Regions from separate parts of the Homo sapiens genome. Here region 2 is linked to region 1. The links are chromatin loops, found by intact Hi-C in ENCODE. Cell type or tissue: heart left ventricle. All regions are shown on one strand. Each heading gives the region's core, and the rest is flanking DNA. Links, peaks and the distances in the headings are about the cores only.

Region 1 (8,075 bases), core at 2,661-5,160:
TTTGACGTCTTTGCTAAGTCTATGGCTATAAATAAAATGACTATTCAATTATGACTAATGAGAGGCATGGGGAAAGCCAAGCCAGAGGGGGACTATCAAATTTTGTTTTTTCTATATATATTCAAATTATGATGGTATACATACATTGGAGTATATTTATGCTTTCCTGTAACAGTCTTGTAGGACCCTAAATGACCTGAATTTATCTTCGTAGATTGATTGGGAAAGGAGGAATTATTGAGAGACAGGAAATTGTGAAACAAGAAATTATTCTAATTCTAGCACTAAGATACCCAGAATGGCTTCTCATTACTAAGAATGGTAGAAAAACTCACCCATATTCCCTTCAGTCGAAATGATGCAGTTTTATTGGCATAATCACTACTAAACATCAATAGGTTTTGTAACTTTGGATTTGGCACTATTTTTCCATTCAGTGAGCATTTATTGACTGCTGTGCACCAGGAAAAGTCAGAGCTCTGCCTTTGCTGTGGATGAATGAAAATAACCTCTTTCATGTCTGCACTGTCTGTTAATGTGTATGAATATATGTGTCTGTGTGTGTGTTTCTGTCTTTTTACATGAAAGGGACTGGCAGCTTTAGACCTATTGCTGTTGTGAATCTTCATGAACCTATATTTTGCCTCTCTGCAGTGGACCCATCATTACTAATTTCATCCTTTTGCAACAACTGTTTGCATTTAGATAATTGTCAGCACTTAGCTACCAAGGTTACAGAAAATGTCAAGATTCAGAAGAAGATATACAAATTTTTTTTGTAAGGCCATGAATTAAAGCAGTAACACTTGTCTAGACCATTAAACAAGGAGATACATTTGTATGTAGAAAGTGACTGCCCTTGTGTCATTAGAGTCTCATGAACCTGTGACTATTACATTCATAAAAAAGTGCACTGTCTTAATTCAGTTGGTAGTTCTCATCATGTTTCAGGGATTTTAGTTGTGATGATTGAAATAGTTGCCTTTGGGTAGTTTGTATTCCTGTTTCATCAGAGATTGGCTGAGACTTGTCTTTTCTGTTTACATTTCTCTTGGACTTGTTTCATCTGCTCTTGTTTGCCATGGAAACCTGTCTGTAAATCATATATATACATATATATACACAAATACATGCATATACATATATACACACATGTATATACGTATACACACATATGTATATAGATATATACACATACACACATATGTATATAGATATATACACACATATACACATATATGTATATACATATATACACATATGTATATATACACATGCATGTGTATATATACACACTGCATGTATATACACACATGCATGTATATACACATACGTGTGTGTATATACACATACACGTGTATGTGTATATACACAAGTGTATGTATATACATATATACACACGTGTATGTGTATACACACATGTATGTATATACGCTCACACATGTATATACATATGTACATATGTACGTGCATATACACACATGTATGTATATGCATATATACACACATGTATGTATATACATATATACACACGTATGTATATACATATATACATATATATGTCTGTGTGTGTGTGTGTGTGTGTATATATATATGGCCATATAAAGTGTGAAAAAGCATGTTTGAGAGAGAATACCAAGGGTGTGGTCAAGTGACCATTTGCTAAAGAGATTACCCTGGATAGAAGGGAACCAGATGCTATTCAAGATAATGGGAGAAAGATCCTGAATACATTCCAGAGATCTTTGAGTCTTCCCCACCCATCACAGCCCCAGAGATCTAGGAGGGCAGAATGATTTCAGAGGATGGGCCTGGGGTGCCCTCCAGAGGCTTGCTGCCTAGAGCTGCCTTGGTCCCTGTTTCCCACATTCTGCCAAAGTGCCTGTGGATTGCCCCAGCTATGGCTCAGCTATTAATAGACTCAGATGTGGTTCAATCTGCCACTCAGGAAGGTGCAAGTAGTAAGCTTTGGTAACATTCGTGTGGTGTTAATTCTGCAGCCACACAGAATGCAAGAGCTATGGGGGCATGCCTACCTCCACCTGGATTTCAAATAATTTTTCAAATATTCTCTGGTGCCCAAGCAGAAACCTGCCACAGGGGTGGAGCTGTCACAGAAAGTCCTCACTAGAGTAATGCCTAGGGAAGCTGTGGGAGTGGGACCACCACCAAGACCCCAGAAGTGTAGAGCCACCAGTGTACAATTTCAGCCTAGGAAGGCTACAGGCGTTAGAATCCAACTCATGATAACTGCTCAGTGGACTGAACCCAGCAAAGCCACAGGGCCAGCTACCCAAGGCCTTGGGTGTCGAACTCCTGCCCCAGTGTGCCCAGGATTCAAGACATGGAGTCAACAAAGATTCAAGAAAATATATTTACTCAGTGCCTGGTTCATTGGTACCCAGTAATTCATGTCCAGGTTCAGTGGGAGGGATATGAAGCATGAAGAAAACTCTATAAAATAAATGTTCAAAGAAGTATTATAACTACACACAGGTGAGGTGCAGTGGCTCTTGCCTGTAATCCCAGCACTTTGGGGGGCTGTGGCGGGTGGATCACCTGAGGTTGGGAGTTTGAGACCAGCCTGACCAACATGGAGAAACCCCATCTTTACTAAAAATACAAAATTAGCCGGGCGTGGTGGTGCATGCCTGTAATCCTAGCTACTCAGGAGGCTGAGGCAGGAGAATCATTTGAACCTGGGAGGTGGAGGTTGCAGTGAGCTGAGATTGCGCCATTGCACTCCAGCCTGGGCAACAAGAGCAAAACTCTGTCTCAAAAATAATAATAATAGCTACACACAGATGAAGGTCATCTGTGTTGAAGTACAATGGCAATCTTACTGATGAGTCTTATTGTCTCACCTGGATATTTGCATTAAAAGACTGCTAACATTTGTAGCTGAAGCTTTAGTGCAGTTTGGTATGATTATTATGAAGTTAATGTTTCTGAAAATTTCCTTGAACTCAGAGCAACATATTCCTATATTCATTTCATAAACTTATTAAGCACTTACTGTGCATTTGCTACATTTTAGGAGCTAGGGATACAGCAGTGAACAAAACTGTCAAAACTCTCTAGCCTCATGGCATTTACATTCCAGCATACTGCGAATGACAAAAAACAAAGATGCTACATAAACTAGATGAAAAGGTAACTGCTTCTTTTTTCTTTTCTTTTTTTTTTTTTTTCTTTTTTGAAATAGGATCTTGCTTTGTTGCCCAGGCCGGAGTGAAGCTCATTGTAACCTCGAACTCCTGGGCTCAAATGATCCTCCCGCCTTATCCCCATGAGTAGCTGGGACCACAGATGCAGATGTATGTCACTACACCTGGCTGATTTTTTACTTTTTATTTTTTTGTAGAAACAGGATCTCACTATGTCTCCCAGGCTGATCTTGAACTCCTGGCCTCTCGTGATCCTCCCACCTCAACCTCCCAAAGTGCTAGGATGATAGATGTGAGCCCCTGTGCCTGGCCTGGTAACAACTTCTATGGGAAGAATTGGCGGGAGACTATAGAAGCTGGAGAAGTACACAACTTAAAATAGGGTGGTCAGCGGTGAGCTCACTGGGAAGGTGACTTGAAAGAGGCCAAGGAAAGAGCCATTTTGGTGTCTGGGGAAAGAGCAGAGGAAGCTTCATGTCCAAAGGCCCTGAGGTGGGAAAAGGAGCCCGAACTGTAGAGGGCAGTAGATAATGTCTTCAAGCACCAGACTCTGCTGAATACTGACAATATATTTTAAAGAGCACAAAACAAAGGATTTTTTTTTTACTCTTTATTTATTTTATTCATTCATTTATTATTTATGTACTTTTTTTTTTTTTTACTATTTTTTACTATTGCCTGACATTCTGCTTCCTTTATAACACAAACACCTGTTCAGTACCATAAAGTTAATTTGATCACTGTGCTCCCCTTCTGTATTTTATTAGAAAATATTTAAATAGAATTTACTAGATTCTGTGTGTTTTCCAAACACACTTTATAAATATAAACTCTCTTAATTCTCATAACCACCCTATTAGGGTAGGTACTGTCGTTATTTCCATTTTGCAAGGGGGTAAACTGAAGCACAGAGAAGTTAGGTTACTTGTCTAAGATCATACAGCTAATAAACACCAGAGCCTATAATCCCAGCACTTTGGGAGGCCAAGGCGGGAAGATCACCTGAGTCAGGAGTTCAAGGCCAGCCTGGCCAACATGGCAAAATCCCATCTCTGCTAAAAAATACAAAAATCAGCCGGGCATGGTGGCAGGTGCCTGTAATCCCCGCTACTCGGAAGGCTGAGGCAGGAGAATTGCTTGAACCTGGGAGGCGGAGGTTGCAGTGAGCCAAGATCGCACCACCGCACTCCATCCTGGCAACAGAGTGAGACCCTGCCTCAAACACACACACACACACACCAGAGCTGTGCTTTGTGCCCAGTCCACCTGGCTTTGGAGTCCATGCTCAGCCTCTGATAAAGGCACATCCTCTCCCAGAGGTGTGCTGGAGCCGGCTTGGACCAGCCCACAAGAGCCAATTGTGTGCATCTCTTGCCTCTTCTGCATCAGTAACATCACTTTGGTACTTAAAATTAGCCACAGTGGGAGTGTTTACACCACGGAAGTCGGCAAATGCTGTAAGTCCGGGCCTTGCATCCCCAAAACCTGGTTGTTGCACATTTACCAGCACGCCGTGATTCCCTGCCATCTTTTGCACCCCAATTCGGGTTGAAGCCCCTTGAAGCATCCCCCTGACTTCATCCTACCCGACACCCCCACTCCAGCTTCACCTGCCCTTCTGGCATTGTTACGTTACAACAGGGCTAACATCTGCCAGGGCTGTTTGACCACTGAAGTGAATGTTCTATTAGGAATTTCCAGTGCAGCATAGTGGCAAGAACAGGCAGTGATTAGGTGGACCTAGGTTCGAATTCTGACTCAGTGAGATACGTGGCTAATAGCAATTTACTTCCTGTCTCTGTCCACTGGTCTCCCTCATCCGTAAAATGAGACATAACAATTTGCACCTACTTGAAGCCTGGTTGTGGGGACCTGGAGCAAGGCCAGAGTCAAATCCAAACTCATGACCAGGCCTCCGTGGCCCCACAGAACACCTGCTTTTCAGCACCACCTCTCACCATCTTGTGCTTGGCCCCTGAGGCTCCACCACATCCCATCCTGGGAATTGGACCTGCTTTTCCTCCACCCAAATCTCACCACGGATGTGTGTGACTGCTTCCTCCATGTGCGGTCCACTCAAGCCCAGCAGCTCCACTCCAGGCCTCACTGCCACTGCCCACCCACCCCACGTGGCCTCCTGTGCCCCTCTGCTGTTTCCTCCATAGCACTCACAGGGGACTGGAAATTATCTAACCTATTTTTTCTGTTTTAGAAGCCCCTTGATGGCAAAGTCCCGTTTTACCCCTCCCTGTGTCCCTAGCACATGGAGTATCACACACTAGCTGAGTGGGGTATTGGGAAGAATCTTCCAGTCCTCTGGGATCTCAGGGAGTGGAGGTTGGTGGGGGCCCTGGCCATGTCACCACTGGCCTGTATCTGGGCCAGTGTGGAACTGAGCTGCGCCATCCATCCAGGGAGTCCCGGGGCCCTGCACTTTATCCAGGAAGATGGGGGAGAGGGTTCAGCAGAAGCTGCATTGTCAAATATTTATCAAAGCCTTTTGATTTGCAAACTTGCAGTTCCAGTGAGCACAGAGCAAACCACTCTCTTTCAAATGGCCTTTGGCAAGACCTCCAGCCTGTCACTGGATGCTGAGTGGGAATGTGTGGGCAGAGGGAGCACTGCTGTTGAAATCAGTATAGAATTTCCTGACTCCTGAGCCTTTTTTTTTTTACTCTTTACATTTTGTTTGCTGCAGCCAGAAGAGGAATCCTCCCCCATTGTCATCCTACCTTTAAGGCATCCAGCATTTTGCCTGGAAATCACCAACCTGATTATCGACCATGCAGAGACCTCCTGCCCTTGTGGGGTCACTCCCCAAACCTCAGCATTTTCAGAGGCTTTAAGAACTCACAAGCATCCTCTGATAAAGTGGCTTATAATTTGTACAAAGCCTGCATGGAAAGTGGTAGAGGAGAGGTCCGAGGGAAGTCACATTAATCCTGTGAGTGGCCATGTAGGCATTGATAGGACAGAATCACTTCTTGTGTGTTAACCACGAAGAGCGCTTAGCAGGCTTTGCGCAGAAGCTGTCCTGGGCTGTGGTGAGAGCTCTCTGTCATGGCCCCATCATCAGCACTTAGGTGACAGGGAAGGGGCACTGTCCAGGGCTGCAGGGGCCAGCCGTGATGGGGACCTAGGTGTGCTCATCTTTAGTGGTTCTGACGGTGTGAGAGGCTATTCCAGCCATGGACACAGGGCTATGGGATCTGGCTTTGATGCTGCTGTCTCTGGGCAGGAACTCCAGGCAGGAGGCCTCTACCCAAATACTATGGCCAGGGAAACCAAACAGTATGTTATTTTTCGCGGGCGTGCAAAGCATTGTGGAAACCAGCCTGAAACGCGTGGCTGAGGCCCGTGGCTTGATGGGTCCTCCTAGCTCCTGTGGTCTTCCCTGGCTGGATGCACGGGGGAGATGAGTGTCCTCACGTTTTTGACAGTGGAGTGAAGAGAGCTGGCCAGGCCCACCCAGGGGTCACCACATGGAGCAGGACGGAAAGTAAAAAACAGGAAGATAAAAAACAGGAAGAAGAAGGAAGGTGAAAAACAGAGACCTTCGAACACCCAGGAGCCCTGCTCACCGATACCTGTGGGCTGACGGTGACTGGACTCAGCTGCTACCTCGCTCCTTCATAGAAGAGCCGCAGGAGGGAGGAGCGGGTCCCCTCCACCAGGGCCGGCAGCCAGAGGCCTGCACCTTCAACCCCCTAGCCACAAAAAGTAGCATTTGCTGGGAAGTGGAGGAGGGAGAAGGAGAGGGAGGGACTGATTAAAGTATACAAAATTACAGCTAGATAGGAGGAATAATTTCTAGTGTTCTACAGCACTGTAGGGTGGGATTTTGAATGTTTCCAACCCAAACACATGATCACTATTTGAGGTGATGGGTAAGCTAATTACCCTGACTTGATCACTATGCACAGTATGCATCAAAACTCACTCAATATACCCCATAGACGTGTACAATTATTATGTATCAGTTTTTAAACATGTTTTTCAAATGTTTTTTAAAATCCTTGGGGTGGGAGGGGTGGGGGCAAGGGGAGGGAGAGCATTAGGACAAATACGTAATGCATGCAGGCCTTAAAACCTAGGTAACAAACTTGCATGTCTGCACGTGTATCCCAGAACTTCAAGTAAAAAAAAAACAATTCCTTGGGGGAAAGGATGCATATATTTTCAAGAAGCGTGGGTGAATGTATTATAAATTAATTTAAAAGTCAGTGGCTTCTGAGTTAGGACTTAGTAAGTATAGAGTTTCAGTTTTCCAAGGGGTCAAGAGTTGTGGAGCTGGAAGGTGGTGCTCGCTGCTTGGCATCATGAGAGTGGGTAATAACGCTGAGCTGCGCACCTCAGAATGGTTGGGATCGTAAGTTTCATGTGTATGTTGCCACAATTTAAAAAATTGAAAAAAAAAAATCAGTGGCTCTTTCCCTACCTAAGAGATTTGTGAAGACTTGTCCCGAGGTAGGATTCTGGACTTTCTAACCCCAGGCGTCCTCTGGGCATCCGCTTCTCCCTAAGCCCTAAGGTTCCCTTCCCCGTGACCTCTAGGGCGAGAGCCTGAAAGAGTGGTTGGACAGCTGGTCCAATTCATTCAGGTAAAGGACTTCATTCGCTTTAAGTGTCAACTCTTTTGGCTTTCACCTTTTTGGGTAGCCTGTTTTCGTAGAGCTCACTTTTTGTTCTCAAGCTCCCCGAGCACAATGCATTTTGTGAGCCAAATCATTAAAATAGGACATTTGTTTTTTGTTTTTTCTTTTGGCCACAAGTAAATACACGTTTAAGCAATAGCTTCCTACAGCTCTTGAATTATGCAATATAAAAATGCCAGTGTGTTTTAATTTTAGTTTTCTAGGTCATGTAATTAGAAAATGATTTGAATGAAAACAATGAAAAAAATGTAAT
Region 2 (8,075 bases), core at 3,449-5,948, 98 kb after region 1:
AAGCATCCATTACTCTTGTAATAGGAAAACAATAAAGATGCATATTCAAGGAGAATTTCTCTGGACATGTGCTGGGTCTTTGCGGGGTGATCATTGTGACTCTGGCTCTGGGCTGGGACAGCTGTGTTTTTGCTGAGCACTTTGGTTGCTGGGAGAGCTGTGTGCAGGCACAGGCTTTCTGAAGTATAGGAGAGAGCCTCCCACTCCCAAAGTCCCTTGGGATCAAGGCACAGGTGCACGTGACCTTCTGGGGGTGGTCTCCACCTTGTTCCCAAGCTAGGGTTCTCCACAGCAAAGGTTCAGGAAAGAGCAGAGTATTTCAAAATCACACTTTGATCCAGGCAGCTTGAGGTTGTAAGAGTCTCATGTACGAGTTAAAACACAACAAAGGAAAAGAAGAAGGAGGAGAAGTACAAGGGAAAGAGAAAGGAGAATGCAGAGAAAGAGGTGCATTAACTGGAAATAAATGTCCTTGGAAATTCTGTTTCAAGCCAGGTCAACATAGGAGAAAAGTATGTATTTTCCTACATTGGATCTAAAGAGACATGAGTTTGAATGCCAGCTCTGCCACTTGTTGGCCAAGTTATTTTGGGAATTCTCCGATCCTCAGTCTCTTCATCTGTGAGATGGGGATAAGAATACCTGCCCTAAAGGTTGTGTGAGGAATAAATGGGAATGCATATAAAGTGCTCAACTCTAAATCAAGCACGGAGTGCACATTTCCTAAACAAATTATACCTATAAGTGTTAGGATTTTGGATTTTCTACAATCCAATAAATAAACCAACTTTGCTGATTCAAGAATCATAAAGCTTCCCTGGAAATAAGGGGATCATCAGACCCCAATTTCCATCTAAGACATTTTTATTGACTAAGAATCTTTCAAAAAGAAATCATAATTTTCTTAATTAAAACAAGTTTAGTGGAACACAAACTCTAATTCAACCCTATCTGAGTCAACTGCTGCACCGTGCTATAAGAGCCCTGCGTTCCTGCCAGTCAGTCATTCAACTGTGGCTCCCTGTCCTGCTGACTGTCTCCAAGTCACCTCCTCCCTCCACTGAGAAACTGTACAAGTAATCCAATGGACTAAAAGTTTTGAGTGTCACAACTCTTTTGAAAATGAACATACAACTTAATGTGGTGGAGGTCTTTGTGGTTATTTTTTGGCAAAATAATAAAATTCATTGATCATATCCCAAATACTCATGGGAACTTTCATAAAGACTGTTTATTTGGGAAATTTTACTTAAAATAGATTTTCTCTAAAGTATTTACTATTTTCAAAAATGTAATATTTTTAAAGCCTAATATTAATTTGAAACTATTAAAAAATAGCCTGCAGTTCATAAAAGTCTAAGAAATTGATGAAGTGACCATTCTACACATTGAATTAACTAGAAACCATGAAATAACTAGAAATTCAAAGAAGGTGATTCCAAGAAATTAAATTACAGTATGGTGTCCATGACAGCAACTGCTTTTTGAGTTGACTGTCATATTTCTAATGCACCTTAAACACAGACTCTGTAATTACTCATAATCCAGGCTATAAAGTAAACTACATATAAATACTAAATTACCCCCAATATAAATGTCTGCTTTGATGTTTTCATTTCATTCAGTAAAGCTGGGTGGTTAAAATGCCTTGAAATCTTCCCCATTAAGTTCAATAAATAATTACCAAGAACAAAAGAAAGAGGGAAAACAGCTGAAAGGGAAGCTCGACAGCCTCCAACCCATGGTGACATTGGTTAGCACAGATTGACACTGCCTTCACAAACTTGTGTCACCACCCTGGCCGAGATCATTTCTTTTCTTTTTATCATTCGTATACTGAAAAACTATTACACACATGAGATTTAACAAAAATAATCAAACAGTACACCTTTCTTCCCATCCCTGCTCCTTAACTTCCCACTCCCCCAACACAGGTATTGGGGTGACCTGCCAAAAATATCCTCCTAGCGTGAGTGCATGTATTTAACACTGTTCTGCAACTAGATTTGTTTTCCCATGCCATACATCTTGGACAGTGCTCCATATCAGCAAATAGAGAGTATTCCCTTGCATGGATAGAGCTGGAGCTGTTCTTACTCACCACTGCACCCCAAGTCCTGGCACAGAGAGGGTATCCATTTAGGTTTGGCCCACTGCATTTGTATTGATCAGATGACCTAACCATGCAGCAAATGAAAATAGTATCAAATCTTTTTTGTTTTTTCCCCCATAGGGATAGAAAGAAGTAATTTCCCTAGGTATATTATTTCCTGCTGCAGGCAGACAAGTAAGCAAATAAATAATGAAATGAGCTATGTTTGAGTTTAGCCTTTTGACAAGGACTCTCTCCTTGACCAAACTCTAGATAGGTTCTTAGGAGCCACTCTCTGTTGGGCCCTGTCCTCAAGAGCCCAGTTTCCCAAAAACCTGGCTAAATCTGGCCATGCTCAGTATCTTCTCAGGTTCCTCAACCCTCACCATCTCCCAGGTGATGCCTGGTCACCCTGGCCTGTCTTCAGCAAGAATCCTGTGAGGTCATTTTAGCCAGAATCTCCCTCACCTCTGACGGTTCCTCTTCATGATTTTCCATCCACCAAACCCAGCCTGCTCCTTGGCTATATATCCCCACTTGCCTGTGCTGTATTTGGAGTGGAGCCCAGTTCTACACTGAGCTTTCATTTCCTCTACTGCAACAGTCCTGAGTAAAATCTGCTGTTCCACTGTCCAGTTCTGGGTTTTCTTTGACACTTTCCAAGTTGCACTAGAGTTGTCCCTCCCATCATGGCAAGAGAAGGAGTGTGTGTGTGTGTGTGTGTGTGTGCACATGTGTGTGTGTGTCTGGTGAGGGGAGGGCAAGGAGGGTATAGGCAGAGTATGTCCATCTTTAGCCTGGGCTTCAGGATAAGGGATATGTGATTATGTTTATGGAGCATGGTCCGCCATTAATATCAATGGTAGAAATGCATTTCTGTTTTAAAATACCCCGTAGTCTGTATTCTTGAAATTATGACCTGGTACCTTAAAAGCTTGAAGGAAGTACGCAGTACTTCCCCGAATCCTTGAGAAGACATTTTTTATCAATAAACTTTAAGATGGGAAAATATATGCATAGATAAAATAATAATGCAAAAAAAGGCATTATTATAGGGCCCCTACTTACTTCCTAAAATCATATGAGAAGTGAACAACCCATGGTATCCAATGCCTCCCTCCACCTCTCCTTCCCAAAAGCCTGGTATCTAACAGGCCGGTGAATAATAAATAAATGCCTGCTGATAAACAAACGGATGAACAAATATTGTTTAAGGTAGTATTTCCTAAATACTTTAAAAAAATCCTAGGGAGCAATAGCTTGTAACGGCCCCAGCAAGGGCTCCCATGTGGTGAGGCCATATAGTCCTCCTGGGCTGCAGGATGGCAGGCAGGGTGGGCTGGGCTGGGGATGTCTGGGTGGAGTGGGGTCAGCAGCTTTCCTTATCTTGGTCCCAAGGGAGCAGAGGGCTGGGTTCAGCTGGGCTACTTCCACCCAAGCTGTAGCTCTGTCACTCTGCCCAATATTTTTAAGCCACATTTGGTGGTTTTCCAGTAGCAAAATGACTCAAAGTAAACAGTCCCCAAATCCCCTTCTCTCTTTTCTCCTTCTGCAAATCCAGCCTTTAACAAAAACATAAGCGGGTCCTACCTACAGGTTGGAGGAGCAGCTCTTCAGACCACAGGGGAAAACTCACAGACCCTTGTTGTCCAGGAAACACATTCTGGGCCTTGGGTTGAAAGCACTATTTATTTGTACAGCCAGTGCGTTATTAACTGCAGTCCTTTGAACTTTCAAAGTTAAATGTTAAATTTTAAATGTGGATGGAGAAGTTATTTGAAGGGAGAATCTAGGGCATGCAAATGCAAATGACAAATTAGATTTATGTTGCTGGTGCTTAGAAATCAACTTTTAACTTCCTTTAATGAAACAACATTGAAGAGATATTTCCCCTCAACTTTCAGTTTCTAAAAGGCTGTGCTTGAGTTTTTTAGAGAAAACTGACAAGCAAGGGCTCGTTAATATCTTACAACCATCCCTAGGCTAGATCAGCTATAATTAAACATAAATAAAGTGAGCAACACTGTCATTAAATGGCAGAAATGAATCTCATTTTTTATGCTTACAAATTAATTTTTTTAAAACTTTCCTCATAGAGACAAAAACAGTTTTCAAAAATGTAAACATCTTCAGAAATATGAAGCTGGGTATGCCCCGTGCGGAGGAAAGTATGTTGTTGTTTACAAGAGTTAATTTTTTCACATTAACTAAAGTCCTCCCAATAATTGGTTAGAAAAGTTTACTTTGAAAACTGTGCCAGAGACTTGAAGCCTGTTTCAAGTGGTTCATGCAAAAACTAGTTTCCTGATTTACTGCTGCGAGGCGATCGTGTTACAAGCACACTGTTGGCATTAATACGAGTGAGGAGGATGGGCTGGGGCTGGGCGAATTCTAGGCAGTAAGAATTAAAAGTCTAATGTGGTTACTTCAGGAAAACAAAAATCATCCTCTCCCACATATCCCAAAGTTAGGTTTATTTTTGGGAGCTGAAAGGATGCCTGATGGCCGAGTAACCCTCACCATATTTATGGTTCAGAATGCCCAGCAGGTACTACTTATGGGGCGCCCAGAACAAGCTTTTGTATTTTTTGACTCTGAAATAGGAAAAATATTCTGAATTATCTTTCTCATACACTTTCAAAATCGAAATCCTGTAGTGGAGGAGAGATAGGGTAAATATGGCTCAATGGGATAAAATCCTCAGACTCCACATGGCTCAGCGACCTGTCATATATTTTCCTAAAAATGCAGGAAAGATAACTATGTATTAAGCAAAATTTCTAAAAAAGAACTGAATGGGAAGAGATGCTGCTTGGGGCTTACAGGGAAGGAAGCAAAGGAACTAGCGAGAGGCGCCTGCTCAGAACGCCCAGGGCAACAGCATCTGGCATGAGGAGCATGGAGGACCGGAAACAGATGGGTCGGGAACTGGTGGCAAGGTCGAGCGTAGCTCAGAGGAAGAAGGACAGGAAGAAGGCTGACCAGCAAGGCAGCTCCCGCAGTGCATGTGCGTTAGGTCAATATGATTCTGGTATCTCCTTGTTTTACAGGCTGGTCCCATGCCAGAATTACTGGAAGAAAGTTAATCATTCTAGAGCTGTACTGTCCAATACAATAGCCAGACCCCATGTGGCCTCATTTAATTTTCATCAATTAAAATGAAATAAAATTCTGTAAGTGTTCAGTAACCGCAGTGGCTAGTTGCTCGTATACTGGATAGAGCAGATAGAGACCACTTCCACCATCACAGACAGTTCTATCAGAGAGAATTGCACTAGGCTATTTACAAAACGAGCAAGAGATTGCTACTCCCACGTGGCTCCACCACTCCTTCCTCCCGCACTGTTACTTACTAGCAGTGACAATGGACAAATCAGTGAACCACTGTGTCCCAGTTTCCCTGTCCATAAGATGGGGATGGTTATATTCCCTATTTAAAACATATGTTGTAAGGATTCCATTATTTAATATACAAAGATCACATAGTACCTGGCTTACTGTATGAAAAATTAGCTAATATTATCTTAGTTGCATAATATGTATTACAAGAGATAGCTCATATTTATGTTAACAGATGTCGTTTACATGAACATAGCCCAAGATATCCAAGGTAAACAGTTAAAATAAGAATCTTTTAAAAGTGGCCAAGGAAGAGAAGGGTATCATCAATCTAAGTCAGCAACAGTATCGGTGGACCTGGAGCTGCTGTGCAGACTTCTTAATACCTAATAATTGAAAGGAAGTGAAAAGAGGCTGGGACCTACTGACCACACACCACTGGTGGGTCAAGGTGTAGACTGTATCCAGGAATACGATTCCAGAAGCCCCAGCCAGCCCTGACTACACATTTTTATGGTAGAAACCTAACTAACAATGGAAGAGATGCTCAGATACCTTGGGAAAAAATAGAATTGAATGCCTTCCAAAGAAAATAATAATTAGGAGAAATAAAACCGCAGAGGAAAGTTTAACTATACCTGCTTAACCAAAGCACTTCCAGGCTTTAGTTTTAAGGCACAGGTACATGTTTGTAATTGAAAGAACCTCATGACCCAGAGTGCGTTATTTTAGACAGATGGACTGGAGGACAGAAAATGTCAGAAGTTTTAAGATACCTTTAATACAGAGAAGCAAATAACATAACAATGTTACAATAAAAGTTATTTGAAAATGCTAATGGCCTACTAAAAAATGTACTTTTTACCCACAATATAAAAAAATCTTTTGTTGTATATATCAATAGTTTGGTCTAGCTTTTCTTCTTTTTCATAATTAACTTTAAAAAGTTTTATGTTTACTCTGCTTTCAAAATTTCAAATACCATAGGTAACCAAAATTCTAAGCCTCAGTCAAAAAGGGCCCTGAGACTTGTTTAATTACAAATTAAAAGGTATCCCTCCAAACTGTCTATCTATTTATCTATTTATTTATTTCTCACTTTGTCACCCAGACTTGAGTGCGGTGGTGCAATCTCGGCTCACCACAACTCTGCCTCCCAGACTCAAGCGATTCTCCTGCCTCAGCCTCCTGAGTAGCTGGGATTAAAGGCGCCCACCACCACACCTGGCTAATTTTTGTATTTTTAGTACAGATGGGGTTTCACCATGTTGGCCAGGCTAGTCTGGAACTCCTGACCTCAGGCAATCCACCTGCCTCGGCCTCCCAAAGTGCTGGGATTACAGATGTGAGCCACTGTGCCTGGCCCAAACTATACATTTAATATCTCAAGCTTTAAAAAAGATTATTTATAAACGTAGTTGTCTGAAAAAAAATTTAAAGCTTAGTCTTAGTCAAAAGACTAAATTTTCCCTTGATTTGTAAAGCTTGGAAGTGAAAATTAGCCAGTTAAATGTAATTTTAATTTCAGTGATTTATCTGACTTTAATATCCTCATAACTTATTTTTCTTTCCTCTGAAAGACATATGCTGTTGCAAAAGGAACAATGAAAAGAAGAAATCACAAATTCATGAATGGACAATTTAAAAACATCTAACATTAAAGTAACTGCTTATAAAAAGCTCAAGCTCTCTGAGTTAAGTGGGGTGGAAAATAAAAATATATTTATGTTTTCATTTGTGTATCTGAATCCTTTGCCTCTCTGTTGTATGTTAGAGCATGAGCAAAGTTAAGTTGCTGATTTTATTTATTATGAGCTAAAACTAAGAAAAAAGACTTGGCAAAATATATGATTTATAACATATACACAAATTCATTCATTTTTATATTACCAGATTTAAGTGTCACTTTTTTTTCCAAGTAATATTTGAGATTAACTGATTTGTTCACTCATGTACTGTGTCAGGAGCTGGGTGCTCTGTAGATACAGGGTAGAAGACTGAACAACATGGGCTTCCAGGTGGACAGCTCAGGGCAGGCATGTGGTAACATGGTATACAACTGTGCACCTGAGTGGGTCCTAAGAATCTCATTTTTCACTGGCATTATTACCTTTACTTTTATTGCTCCTCATTCAATTTGTCCTGGTCTTTTTTTTTAAAAAAATTATAAATATGGGAACAGAAGATGAACAAATGAAATAAGTACATAAAGGCAGAAATGTTCTGGTTGCTTCCCTTTGGCTCTTACTTCACAGGGGGACAGCTCTTTCAATCCTTATGGAAAACTGCTATCTAGAGAAAAATATTTCTTCTGGATAGCCATGGGAATATGAAATACAGCACCTGTTATCAGATACTGTTCTCAGAAGATGGAGTATTTCTGTTTAGAAACACAATTTTTTACAGCAGTTTTTAGGTTCATAACGAAATTGAGAGGAAGGTAGAGAGATAGTCCTTACATGCCCCGCCCTCCCCCGCCACACACAAAGGCTCATTCTTATCAGCACCCTGCACCAGAATGATACATTTTTTACAATCTATGAACACATCACTGTCACCTAAGTTCCACTGTTTACATTAGGGTTTATTCTTGGTGTTATATTCTGTGAGTTTGAACAACACAGAATGATATGCATCCACCATT

Evidence for each region. Hi-C counts contacts between places; a loop is a spot of excess contacts. Peaks named below come from ENCODE experiments on the same cell type or tissue, not always from the same donor. Only the 100,000 strongest peaks of a DNase experiment are listed, where the experiment ranks them.
Region 2: it touches region 1 in a loop (1.9-fold over the local background); 2 of 110 quality-filtered maps call a loop at or near these places.

Annotation. Positions count from the first base shown.
Region 1 is chr13:23,703,491-23,711,565 of GRCh38, reverse strand. No RefSeq gene overlaps it. Among named protein-coding and RNA genes, the nearest start is that of TNFRSF19, 140 kb to the right of the region's middle. In heart left ventricle, for the core only: a CTCF peak has its summit at 3,699 (motif pointing right); no DNase peak of the experiment used is centred there.
Region 2 is chr13:23,605,873-23,613,947 of GRCh38, reverse strand. The region is part of intron 3 of TNFRSF19 (TNF receptor superfamily member 19); the gene reads right to left. Among named protein-coding and RNA genes, the nearest start is that of TNFRSF19, 39 kb to the right of the region's middle. In heart left ventricle, for the core only: no CTCF peak of the experiment used is centred there; a DNase peak (open chromatin) is centred at 4,977; H3K4me3 peaks cover 1,688 bases; H3K27ac peaks cover 2,284 bases.